2 separate regions of the Homo sapiens genome follow, and region 1 is linked to region 2. A link is a contact called in ENCODE Hi-C or POLR2A ChIA-PET data. All regions are on one chromosome and are shown on one strand. Each heading gives the region's core, a stretch centred on a gene start or an enhancer-like site at or near the end of the contact. The rest is flanking DNA. Distances are from core to core; before and after follow the strand shown. Region 1 overlaps GFOD1 (Gfo/Idh/MocA-like oxidoreductase domain containing 1). Region 2 overlaps ADTRP (androgen dependent TFPI regulating protein).

Region 1 (6,240 bases), core at 2,372-4,871, 1.6 Mb after region 2:
TTCAAGCGATTCTCATGCCTCAGCCACCTGAATAGCTAGGATTATAGGTGTGTGCCACCATACCTGGCTAATTTTTAATTTTTGTAATTTTAGTAGAGATGGGCTTTCACCATGTTGACCAGGCTGGTCTTGAACTCCTGGCCTCATGTGACTGCACGCCTTGGCCTCCCAAAGTGCTGGGATTACAAGTGTGAGCCACCATGCCCGGCCGAATACATATTTTAAATTATAATTTTTTAATGCAGATTTCATTCAGTAAAGCCATTGAAAAAGAATGAGATTGTTCTGTGCTGATGTGGAGAGATGTTAAAAATCCTTATTTTTTAAAAAAAGGATTTTTTTTAAAAAAATATACGTATATACGTGTATACATAGAGATACACGTATATACGTGTATACATAGAGATACACGTATATACGTGTATACATATAGATACACACACATACATATATATATATATACACACACACACGTACATACATATTCCATTGCTTCTGTCCCTCTAAAGAACCCTGACTAATACACCCTCTCACAGTGTAATGACCTTTGCCAGGTTATGCCACAGCAAGAAGACTCTCACCAGATGCCAGTGCCATGCTGTTGGACTTCCCAGCCTCCAGAACTGTAAGAAATGAATCTCTGTTCTTTATAAATTACCCAGCCTCAGGTATTCAGTTACAGTAACACAAAACAGACTAAGAAATGTATCTTTGGCAATCTGGTGAAGCTAATGACCAATTTTGGGAATAATGGCCCCCCTCCCTGCCCAATAAGGTTTTTTTAAAAGAAATTATTTTTATTACTATTATTTTTGAGACAGGGTCTTGCTTTTTCACCTAGGCTGGAGTGCAGTGGCACGATCATAGTTTGCTGTAACCTCAAACTCCTGGGCTTGAGCAATCCTCCCACCTCCACCTTCTGAGTAGCTGGGACTATAGGCACACACCACCATGTTTGGCTAATTTTTAAATGTTTTTTATAGAGATGGGATCTGGCTATGTTGTCCAGGCTGATCTCAATCTCTTGGCCTCAAGGGATCCTCCTGTCTTGGTCTCCAATAAAGTTTTTAAGTGTGCAAAACAGTATGCATATAATTACAAAATAATAAATTATATTGATGTATCGTTCTCCAAATTTAAAAAAATTATCAATAAAACAATGTATAAGCCTTTCATTGAAGTATTAAATAACAAAAGCTGGTTGTGGTCTACTGGTTTCCATAATCTCAGAGAAGTAATGACTATAAATGCCACTTCAAGATATCGCAAAACCAATAATGAGATCTGAAAATAGATGTGAAGCCTAGGCAAGATGGTAAGACCTCGTCTCTACAAAACATTTTTAAAAACATTAGCTAGGCATGGGTCCACATTGGTAGTCCCAGCTACTTAAGAGGCTGAAGCAGCAGAGTTGCTTGAGAGCAGGAGTTTGAGGCTGCAGTGAGCTGTGTTTGCACCACTGCACTCCTACAGAGCAAGACCCTCATCTCAAAAAAAAAAAAAAGATGAAAATAGATGTGATTTCTATTGGTGATAAAGACACAGATATTGCTTACACAATTGTGATTTGTTGTCATAATCAAAGAAAATACTGAATTTCACTTAGAGTTAGTGAAAATAAAGATGCATTTTTTTCCCCACCTAAGTTCAGAGACACCCCTGCCCCCAGATTCATACTCCAGGCTGGGAGCCACTGGCATAACTGACGGATGAAAAGAAGAGAAGAATGGACACAGAGAGATTGGAGGTGGAGAATGAGAGCAGGCTTGTAAGGAATGAGATCCAGCATTAGAAGGGAGAGATGTATCTTTCCCTGTGACTTGGTTTCCCCATTCAAGGAAGAGGAAGTAGGTGGGTACAGCATATATTAGGTCATCAGGAAAGCAGGTAAGGAAGCTTTCCTCAGATGGCCTCAGAGTGAATGAATGGATGAATGAAAGCAAGAGGTTGTTTTAAGCAAGTAAGGGAGAAACCCGGATGTTACAGGAAACCTAAGGAGAGAAGTTCCGGAACTGATCTGAGGACTGAGCCAGGGAGTCCAGGAGAGCAGAGGCCAGGGGCTAGATGGAGTGGGTGAGCATCCATTTCTGCTGGCCAGGCTGGTTCACCTGGGGACTTTCTTCAGAAATTCTGTGCTGCAGGAGGAGACAGCAGATTGAAGTGACAGCCTAGTGGGTGGATTCTTTGAAAGCTGAGGAGGAGTGAGAAGCCTTGTGCGTGCGTCAAAAATAAATAAATAAATAAATAAATAAAGGCTAAATGGTAGATTTCTGAGTGGAGAGTGTGTTTGAAGGGGCCCAGGGAGGGGACTAACACATGGTGAAATGGCAGATGCTGAATCCTTGAAGACTTCAGGTTCAGGGGATTTGCAAATCGCAAACGCAACAAGAAAGGACGAGGGGATCCAAGGTGCACTCGGGGTCTTAAGGATGTTGCTCATTTAACACAATTGTTGGCATTAAAGAATTTCCAGGAAATGTCAACAGTTGGGTAGCTTTGAACAGCCCTAAAAGTGACTCAGCCAGATGGTTCCTGTAAGAATTCCTCCCTCATTCCTCCTTGTCTGCCGTCCTCCTCCTCATACAAGCTGTTTCCAGAGTGCAGATTAAGGCTTGTCAGCCAAAGAGGAACCCTACTTCAGATATCTCAGGCAACATTTACTTATCTTCACAAGCTTCCTTATTTTAAGTGCAGAGCCCTCTGACCTTTCGCTGTTTGTTCCCCTTCATCTAATTTACCCTACGTGAACTACCGCTTTTCCTGCTCCCTTCTCCTTCCCTTGCTGGTCCATTAATGCCAGCTCCTTCCTCTCTTTTTTTCTCTCCATCCTTTCTTCTCTCCTGTTTCCTCAGGGAGATGTCGAGTTTTAGCACTTCACAGCCGGAGTGATACAGAGCTGCTCTTTCCAGGCTAGCTCTGTCTTTTGCTTCATGGCAGAAACTTGAGTGTCAAGTCCGGATCCCTTGGCCTAGAACTCTGAAGAGTCAGCCTCATTTGTTAGTTCCGAGACAGACAGCTTTGGGAAGCTGAGAAAGCGCAGATCCTGGTCTTGCTCCTCTCCCTGGAGTTTCACTAGCTCTCAGGCCTGCTTGGCCTTTGCTTCTGAGGAGTCTGGAGTGATTTGCCATTCCCACAGGCGCCTCAAATAGCCTATGTCTGACTTAAATCTGATCTAGACCCTTTCATCCTTCCTACAAGGGAGTTAATGACATAGGGAATTTCAACACTGAGCCTGAACCTGTGGGGTCTGTGCACATGACCTGCACATCAGGTGCAGCCCCTCAGGCCTTCCTAGGGTCCCTCCTTCCCAGGGCATTGATGGCCAATGATGAGCAGGTCAGAGACAAAGGGGCATACATACACATGTATTCCAGACTGTTGTTCTAGGATTGAGTCCCTTCAATGAGCGAGAAATGAATTAATCTATAATTGCCCAAGAAGGCTTCTAAAAGTGACTTAATCTTTCGCTTTCATTCATGGCTGAAGAGAAGCAGTTAAGGTGATTAGAATCTGTATAAAATCAGGAAAGAAAGGTGTTTCTATAATTAGAATGACATTTTAGAGGAAGTCCAACAACCAGCTTAGGTAGTTTATCTTACAGAGTTGTGGTTGGACCACAGCAATGCTACAAAAGCTGTCACAGCTCAAGTCATCGTTCAGGAATTTACCCAGCAGATGTAGACTCAGAGATAGGATTCAAAAGGGAGCCTCAACTTGAATGCACAAGGCAAAGGATTTTGAATAGCTTCCATTTGCATCAGTTTTTTGTAGCAGTCTTGGCTTAAGTAAATTGTAACACTGCGCTTCTGGCGGTGACTTGGCATAAACTCTGTGAAGTGATGTGCCTTCTTCATCTCTATCATCTAGACTTCTTGGACAACATTCCCTGCAGGGGCCATTACTACTGCCAAATGCATAAGGGCTGGGGTGGAGGAGTGAGGGCGCCAAGCCCAGGGGATATCTAGGCAGAGGGATCTTTCCTGCTTAAGCAAAAGTTAGGTAAATAAGGGTCAATAACATGGTAGCCTATGAATTAGAGTGAGGTGAAGTTATTTTTGTTTTCATTTCTATACAGAGTTGTGCATACATCATGTATCTGTAATTCATTCTTACAGTAATTGTAAGTCATTTCATTTTTTAGATCGAGTCACCCAGGCTTGTCACAACAGGTGCTAAAAATGCACAAGATAAAAGAAGCAAGAAGTGAAACCGGAAAATGGTTCTGTGAATCAGGGAGGTGGGGTGTATAGACAGACATCAGAGGACACCCAGGTTTCTCTTCATTTCACCAGTAAAGAGCAACCTGAATGACTTACCATGCAATTATATCTGTTCTTTTTAAGCAACAGTTCAGAGACTATGAAAGCAGCGCTGATCATATCATGTGGTTTACTAGGAGGCATATAATCGCAGGTTTACAAAGCAAGAAATGGGACTAAATTGAGACAAACCAACATCACAAAGAGAATCCAAAATCCATGAAAGAAGAACTAGCTCCTAGATTTAAAATTTATATAACTGGTTAGGAGATTCGAGTTTTCATTGAGGGTTGGTTCTCAAGTCACATTGCTGAAAGAAACTTAGGGGAATGGATGCCATCGTGATGACACTTCACATTTGGGTGGATGGTGCTTTTAGTTTTGACAAAGCACTCTCCTTTTTGGCCTTATTTAGAACTGCTGTTAGATTTACTGCAGAATCATGTGGTATGAGAATGTCATATGTTCAAGACAATAATCTATGTGGATACAGGGGGTTGCTACAATGTTATCATAATAGATGGACTGAATTCTGGATGTATTTATATCAGGACCTGCTCATGAAGGAGTGAATGAGATTTCAGATTTTGCAGTATTAATTCTTATTTTTAAGTGAAGGGGAAACCATAGACCAGAAGGAACATTCATGAGCATTCTCTAAGACTCAGCAAAAGATAGAAAGGAAAGGCCAGCCCCTCCATAAAACACTCTATGTCATGCAAATTTGAAATTAGGCTGAGCTCAATCTGCGATGGTTGCCCTTAAACACTGCTAAGAAGGAAGTAAGCAAAGACGCTCTTTTAAATGGTCAGTGCTGGGCACAGTGGCTCATGCCTGTAATCCCAGCACTTTGGGAGGCTGAGGCACGCAGATCGCTTGAGTCCAGGAGTTCGAGACCAGCCTGGGCAACATGATGAAACCCCATCTCTACAAAATACAGAAAAAAAAAAATTAGCTGGGCGTGGTGGCATGTGCCTGTAATCCCAGCAACCCAAGAGCCTAAAGTGGTAGGATCGCTTGAGCCACAGGAGGTAGAGGGTGCAGTGAGCTGTGATCATGCCACTGCTCTCCAGCCTGGGTGACAGAGTAAGATCCTGTATCAAAAAAAAAAAAAAATTGTTTTTCAGTGCTTGGTGTGAAGTATTAGGTTACAGTGTTAAAATACTAGAGAATTCTAGAGAATTCTAAAATTTGCTCCCCCAATCTAAGAGCTATGTTCTCATCCTCTTGTTGTCTACACTAGCTTTGGTTGTCCACACTAGCTTTGGACACACAAACACATACCCAGAGGCCATAGGTAGGTTACTTGCCTTTCATTTTCACATTTCCAAAATGAGGGTTTGAACCAGATGGCTTTGAAGTGCCTCCAGTTCCCACACGCGTTGGTTTTCAATCAAAATTGTAGGTCTGTTGATTTCCATTGTTCAGCTTCATGGATGCTGACTCATGAACAGCCTCCCCCAGCACACACACAAACACCACAGGCACCCACACCCCTCTACCTTGGATGCACCCATTCATGCTTCAGATCCCACAAACTGATCAGGCGCCTATATTGAGAGCAGCAGGGTGTAAAAAACAGGCAAAGAGCTGGAATTGTATTTTCTTTTAAATCTTTATTTATCCTTTTCATTCCTTTATCCCACCAATGCAAATTGCGGAGAACAGCTGGAAGCCACGTCAGAGCGGCACAGGCCAGCTGGCTGAGTGATGCTGACCGCTGGCTCCGAGCATCGAGCATCGCAGAGATCACAACGGGCATCAGCTCTGGAGCTCCTAGCGGCAGGCACAGGGCTGCTGGAGGCCCGCAGGGAGGGCCGCCTCCCAGCTTCCACAGTAGTTTGGCCTTAAAAACACTAAGAACAGTTGCATTCATTGTCTTTTTTTTTCTTCTTTTTTTCCTTTAATAATAAAAAAGAAAACCAAAACCTCCTATAATTTATAAGCTATGTTTGACTATCTACATTATATAGAAAATATA
Region 2 (6,169 bases), core at 3,456-5,955:
AATTGTGGTGGTATCATTATCTAACTTTGCAGACAAGGAACCAAGGCTCAGAGGAGTAAACTATTTTTATCCAAGGTGAGTCTCTCTCCAAGGGGCTGACTAGTGCCTCTCTTAGGACAGTAGCAAGTTGGAATAAAATCTGGCATGCCTAAGGTCTTTAAGGAACAGGGGATGCTTACTTCTTTTGCGTTCCTCTGGCGGCCTACATAGCATACTTAAGCTCCTTCTGGATAGACTGTGTCCTCTTATTCACATGCTGAAGTTGTTATATATTTTTAAACAAATAAAAAGTGAATAATACATTTTTCTAAAAAGTAACTGATTTTCTCTAGGTTCCATACAGATAGCCAGCCATGGGAGTCAGAATTTGAACTCAGATCTGGTCTGGTTCTGAAGCCTCTCTTCTTTCCAGCTGTGAGACAAAGGAGCAAATATGAGAAGCACCTTTTGCTCACTTCTGCTTGCCAGCAGAATTTCACAAAAGCCCTGGACTGTGAAGATGTTTGGAAAGATGCTTTGAAGACAAAACCTTTAACAGGGTTAGTGTTTATGCCTCTGTAATCTACAACCGGATGCGCTCTTACACCCAAGCCTTGATGGGATTCTGCTGCGACGGAAATTCTGAGCAAATTTGATGTGATTGTGCAGGTACTGAACCTCCACTTCCTGTCTGTAAGCAGTGGGCTGAAATCCTGGGCTGGAGCAGTCTCATAGGATCTGACAGGCTGTTGCCAGGCTGTAGGCCTTGGTCTGTAGTCCTCAGTAAGACTTCTGAATACAACTAACTTTAATTCTTTAAAAGCTTGACTGTTTTCTTTAGTCGGCATGGCATTCCATACCATTCCAGAAACAGAAGCCAGGAGGATACGTGAAGGAGAGAGCAATGGCATAGTGTGTGAAGCTGATTAGCTGTTAACTAGCAGAACTGAGAGAAGGCAGCCGGCCAAATGCCCCGGAGGGGCAAGGAAAAGCTTTTTCAGAGAGTTGGGAAGTGGCACTCCAGTGAGGTCGGAAGCCATGAAGGTTGACTTATTTATTCCACAGTAGCTACAAGAAGAGGGGTCTTTCTAGGGAGTGTGACCAGTTTAAGCAAAGGCTTGGGAGGAGGAATAATAACGTGCTGGAAGTGGGAAAGGGGACCTGGTTAAGGGGCTGAAAGTTATTCCTTGTGGATCACCTTCTCATCACACGCTCTTTGACCTCATTGTAGTTCAATGGAGGGAAAGAGAGTCAAAAGCAGGAGGGAAGTTTGTTTCTAAGCGGACAGGGGCTCAGCAAACCCAGTCTTCCCCGCAGTCTTACCTGGAGCCATTGCCTGGGGAAGAGGGTGTTCAGGCCACAGTATCCCAAGGCTGGGGGCACCTTTGCTCAGAAGCCCCCTGTGGTGCTGCTCCTCAAGAGCCTCCTGGGAGGAAGGGCCAGGGAGCCAGGCGGTTCTCCCTTCCCCTTCTGGAATCCTGGCCAGTTTCCATGTACATAACCCAGCTTAATCCATAGAAACAGGAGCTGCAAGGCATGTTCTTTCTCTTTTTTTCCTCTCCAAGACACGGAAACCTTTATTTTCTCCCTACATCACAAACCGGTACTGTTAAATAATATTGGATAATTGCACCTGTCGTACTCCCCATATTGTGCTGGGGAAAAATAATTGCTGGTTTTCTGCTTTGCCGTTTAGCTGTGACTCCGTCATTTGACTCGGAGCATGTCATTTTCTCCCATTTTAGACCGTGTACAGTCAAACCCTGTGAAAGGACTCACAGATAGCGGCCCTGCGTGTATGAGTGGGCGCGGGCCTCATTCAGCAACGATTTCTAATTTATACAGCATTGAATATCCACAGCTATAAATAAACAGTTCTGACTGGCTTTGCTGCCTACTCAAATGCTTTATTAAAAAAAAAAAAGTCACCAGCAACTGCATGAGAAAGGAAAACAAGAATGTCTGGATGTGGATTCTGGCTTCTGAATCCTGGGCTTGGGAGTGGAGACGCCCCACCTTGGGAGCGGCTCAGTGCTCAGCCCCTCCAGTTTTTGGAAGGCCTGGCCTCCTCGCTCCTCGCTCAGCCCCTCACGCTCCCCACGTGTGGGTGCAATGTGTTTGGGGATTACAGTATATGAAACTGGCTTCCTGTTATGACAAGTATTGCAAGTGAGTAGGTGTGGAGGAGCTGAAAATAGCTTAAGAAATGTAGGACCCTTCTGGGGAGAGAATGGGGTTAAGGCATTGTTTAGGCAACAAGACGAATCTTCTACCCAAATTCAAAATTGGTTTCAAATGTGAGACAGCAACACTGGAACAGAAGCATGAGTATAGGCCAGTCCCTGGGGTAGTGGTGGCAGCGTCCTTCCTCCTCCTGTAACGGGGACAGTTTCCACCAATTTGGGATCTCTTGACCACCTTCTTTTGTCCAGCTCTGCAAGATGTGGACACATTTCTGTTTTGTTTTTTAAATAAAGTTTTTGGATGACCCGGTACTGCTTTGCTCTGTAAGAAAGAGGAAGGAAAGTGGGCTCAGGAGTCAACTATCCATGTGACCTTGGACTTGTCATTTCCCTGCTCTGAACGCAGAGGTGTGCTGGAGCCAGTTTGCACAACAGGCTCTCGAGGACTAAGTGGTTGTCCACATCTCTTCCCAACTGTACATTCAGCAACGTGCTGCCAGCTTGAAAAAGGCCATGGGGAGAGTGTTTACACCATGGAAATGAGCACACATTATCAATCAGAGCCTGACATCTTTTCCCCAGAGAGCTGGTTGTTAAACCTTTCCCAGCACACCACCCTCAGAAACTCAGTTTGCTCATTTGTAAAATGAGAACGTAACTCATCTCCTACTTACGAAGTTTCCGTGGGCTAGAATAAGTGGGAGTGGTGATGAATTACTTGACACTACACAAATATTGCTGGTATCATCATGTGGTTGCTATAGTTGTCATTTTCTATTAAGGGCCTAACATAGTGCTATGCAATCTGCAAATACCATATACCTTTTAGCAAATGTTTAATCAGTGTGTTATTGTTTTGTTGTGTATCTTTTCTTAAGCTACTGCAGCACCGAGCATGCCCTTGTGTGCTTAGGCATGTGCTCAATGGGAAATTGTTCCGAGACATTTCTAGTGTTGGAAGAGATATTGCACAATGGCCAGGCATGCTGCAATCAAGGTTTAATTTGGTCCTAGGGCCAGTAAAGCCACAAATAGAAATTTGCAGGCTCATCCCCACCAAGAGCTTACTGTGACTGAGAGTTACGCAGCCCGAGTCACCTCTGGGGTGTGGAACATTTGGGTGATCCCCCGAGGGCTTCACGTTTGGGGAATTTCCACTGTGGCAACTGTTTCTGAGCTCCTGCTGAGACCAGGTGCTTGGAGCAGTGAAGAGGCAGCAGTAGATGTGGGGAAAGAGGTGGTATTCCCAGCTCCAACTGGAAAAGACTTGAGGCCCATATTAACAGAACAGTAGAAAAAGAAGTGGGAATTAAGCAGGTTTCTTGGTGCCTGCCCTGGTCTTCCCTTAGGCTGCCTTCCCACCTGAGATATTCTGTCCTCTTCTGTAACCCTTCAAGACCACTCTTGCTCATTTTTACCAGATTTCTCCTACATAATGTTAGGTTGGGAAGTCCAAGTCCAATTTCCTTCAGTGTCCACACCCCAACCCATATGAGCCTAGTGACATACTAGTAGACTCAAATATGTCTACCCACCAATAGCCATTTGCCATTTGTGTTCTTTAAAAAATGTGCCCACAAATAAAGGCCAGGAAAATAACACTAGGAAAATCACAGCAGGGATCATGAATCCTTGTTAAGCATCTGGAAATCAGCTTTGTTAAACCACACACTAATTCAGAAAAGTGCTTTGTAGCAAAGCAATCTCAACAGCCCTTATAATTCTATCACTTCCCATCCAGATTCTTCTGCAAGCAAAATTTATTACTATACCATTTATTTGATGAATTAATCAATGTTCAAATGGAAGAGGTTTTGACAATGTCACTATGTTTGATGTTTATACCTGCCCTGAATGCTTGCTCAGAAGAGAAACAGATTTCCCAGTATTTTTTATAACTTACTTTCCCATTGTCTTCAATTAATTTGCTATTATCCCAAGTAGACAGACAACTTCAGTAGTAGCCATCTCCCTACATTTTTAGATCACTGAAAAAAATGGATGAGCAACCCATGAAAATAACTAGCTTACTGAAATGCTTGTCTTTTAAAGAAAGTTGGGATTATTTAAAAAAAAAAAAATGGCCCAGGACCAGTAGCTAGGAGATCTGGGAGAGAGAAGTCATTGCCTTGGTTCTGACACTAAGTAACCCTTTTGCCTTTTGCAGGTAACTTCTCATCTAGGTCCTCAGCATCCTTCTCTGTAAACTGAAGAGTTTAAATGACTCTAAGTTCCTCTCTCTCTCTCTAGATGTTCTCTAACACCAAGTTTATGTGAGTTTCTTTGGCCAGATTTTAACCAGAGACCATCCTCCACGAAGGTCAAAGATAATTAATTCTGAGATAGCAGGAGTTGTTTTTGGCATGTGCAGTCAACCTTTCAAAAAACCAAGAGTTCTCAAGTTAAGCTACCTTCACGAACCTCTTATTAAATTTAAGTATCACTCTCTGTCCCTCCTACTTTGCTATGTTCCTCCACCACCTCCCTCCACCAGAAAAAAAAAAAAAAGATGAGAAAAATCTCTTGTGTTTTCTTCTTTCTTGGTTCTTGGAAAATGGTGTGCAATTACTTCCTCTTCTTCCGTGGCTGCCTCATGTCACCTGTACAAACAAGAACAGAGACAGACCTCAGGCTTCAGGCTTTCCCTAATGGGTATTTTTGTTGTGGGTAGAGATTCACTCTGACTTGGGGCAGTGGAAAGTTGAACACACTTTTCCCAAGGTGACAAGATGCAGTTTAAGGAGTTATGAAAAAACAGCTGCCACGATGACAGGGGCAGAGAACAACTCTGCCGTCCTCCCTCAGTGCTGGGTTCACAGTTAGCCAGGCACCCACGATGCTGTTTGCCTTCAGGTACTCTGCATAGCTAAGAGGAAGCATATTGCTGTGACTCTGAGTGAGTGTCTGCAGGCTACACACAATCCATCAGCAAACTTTGAGACTTTGCAGATGGAGATGAAGAGACCACATCAAATTAGAGAGGAAATAGAAGGGTGGATGTTCAACTAATTGGGGTCATTCTGTGACCTCTTAGCAAATGAATTCATCAGCCTGGTGGAAAAGTACTGGCATATGGATTAGGTTTGAGTAAGCTCATTAGAGGGGCATTATTCTACTGAAATTATAGCATTAGATTTGTAGAATGACTTCTATTCAGCCAACAAGTTGGTACTCCATATTTAATGATCATAAATCTTTGTGTAAGCTCTGCAATTTGTGAAATTTCATTAGCTCATTATCCTTTGTGCTTGTTGCCAAATACTGTCAATGCTACTTTAAAAACTTCTCCTCCATTCCAGAACTTACAGCCCTGGTAGTTCTGGCTTGGTATTCCTGCAGCAAATCCATGCTCCTAATTCCATGATTCACCCTTCAAACCCTGCCACCTTCATCAATTCTATCCTTAACAGTAAACACTAGATATCTTATACTCATTCCATTCTGCTGGAACTCCACTTCTTAGAGGCTATCATGACTGGTGACTTGAAGTCCTGTTTGTGGCCCCTTAATTACACTGATTTCCTAGGATGGCCACCTCTTGATCATGCAGTCCTCATGGCTATCCTTGTATTCATCTCATGCAAAATTTTCAAGATCAAAACTCTGTCTTCTTCGTCTGCTCCTCATCAATCTAGACTACCCCAGTCACTTCAGCCGAGGCTTATTGTTTATCAAGCTTTATGGATTTCACGTTGTTTTCATTGGTGTGTCTACTTCTTTCTCTTCTGTTTTTCCCTTTTTTTTTTTTTTTTTTTTTTGAGACAAGGTCTTTGCCCAGGCTGGAATACGGTGGCACAATCTCAGCTCACTGCGGCCTTGAGCTCCTGGGCTGAAGTCCTCCAACCTCAGTCTCCTGACTAGTTGGCACTAGAGGTGCACACCACCATGCCCAGCTTTTTTTTTTTTTTTTTTTTTTTTTTTTTTTTTGCTTTTTTATTAGATACAGGGTCTCACTATGTTGCTCAGGATGATCTTGAACTCCTGGCCTCACCACAAGGGATCCTCCC

Evidence for each region. Hi-C counts contacts between places; a loop is a spot of excess contacts on that map. ChIA-PET counts read pairs that join two places held with the same protein, here RNA polymerase II (POLR2A). Pooled maps may share reads with other maps.
Region 1: a loop to region 2 is called in a pooled map, with 6 times the contacts of the local background. The contact joins two enhancer-like sites. A Hi-C loop is called at or near these places in 5 of 50 pooled maps. POLR2A ChIA-PET finds 5 or more read pairs at or near these places in 2 of 52 experiments (T-cell and activated CD4-positive, alpha-beta T cell).

Annotation. Positions count from the first base shown.
Region 1 is chr6:13,351,975-13,358,214 of GRCh38, forward strand. It overlaps GFOD1 (Gfo/Idh/MocA-like oxidoreductase domain containing 1), which reads right to left. Exons shown (of 2, transcript NM_018988.4): 2 at 5,856-6,240. It overlaps LOC105374936 (a long non-coding RNA gene), which reads left to right. Exons shown (of 3, transcript XR_926496.3): 2 at 555-625; 3 at 1,647-1,766. Among named protein-coding and RNA genes, the nearest start is that of TBC1D7-LOC100130357, 27 kb to the left of the region's middle. RefSeq lists a silencer at 3,642-3,731. Within about 2 kb of position 3,622, at least 12 of the 41 ENCODE cell types and tissues checked have a DNase peak (open chromatin) inside an H3K27ac peak, as active enhancers do.
Region 2 is chr6:11,709,751-11,715,919 of GRCh38, forward strand. It overlaps ADTRP (androgen dependent TFPI regulating protein), which reads right to left. Exons shown (of 6, transcript NM_032744.4): 6 at 3,773-4,762. The coding sequence ends at 4,728. LOC340184 (a long non-coding RNA gene) reads left to right here. Exons shown (of 3, transcript XR_001743973.2): 3 at 333-649. It overlaps LOC124900221 (small nucleolar RNA SNORA67), which reads left to right and starts at 69; the gene lies at 69-210. RefSeq lists enhancers at 1,890-1,939, 4,626-4,775. Within about 2 kb of position 4,706, at least 4 of the 41 ENCODE cell types and tissues checked have a DNase peak (open chromatin) inside an H3K27ac peak, as active enhancers do.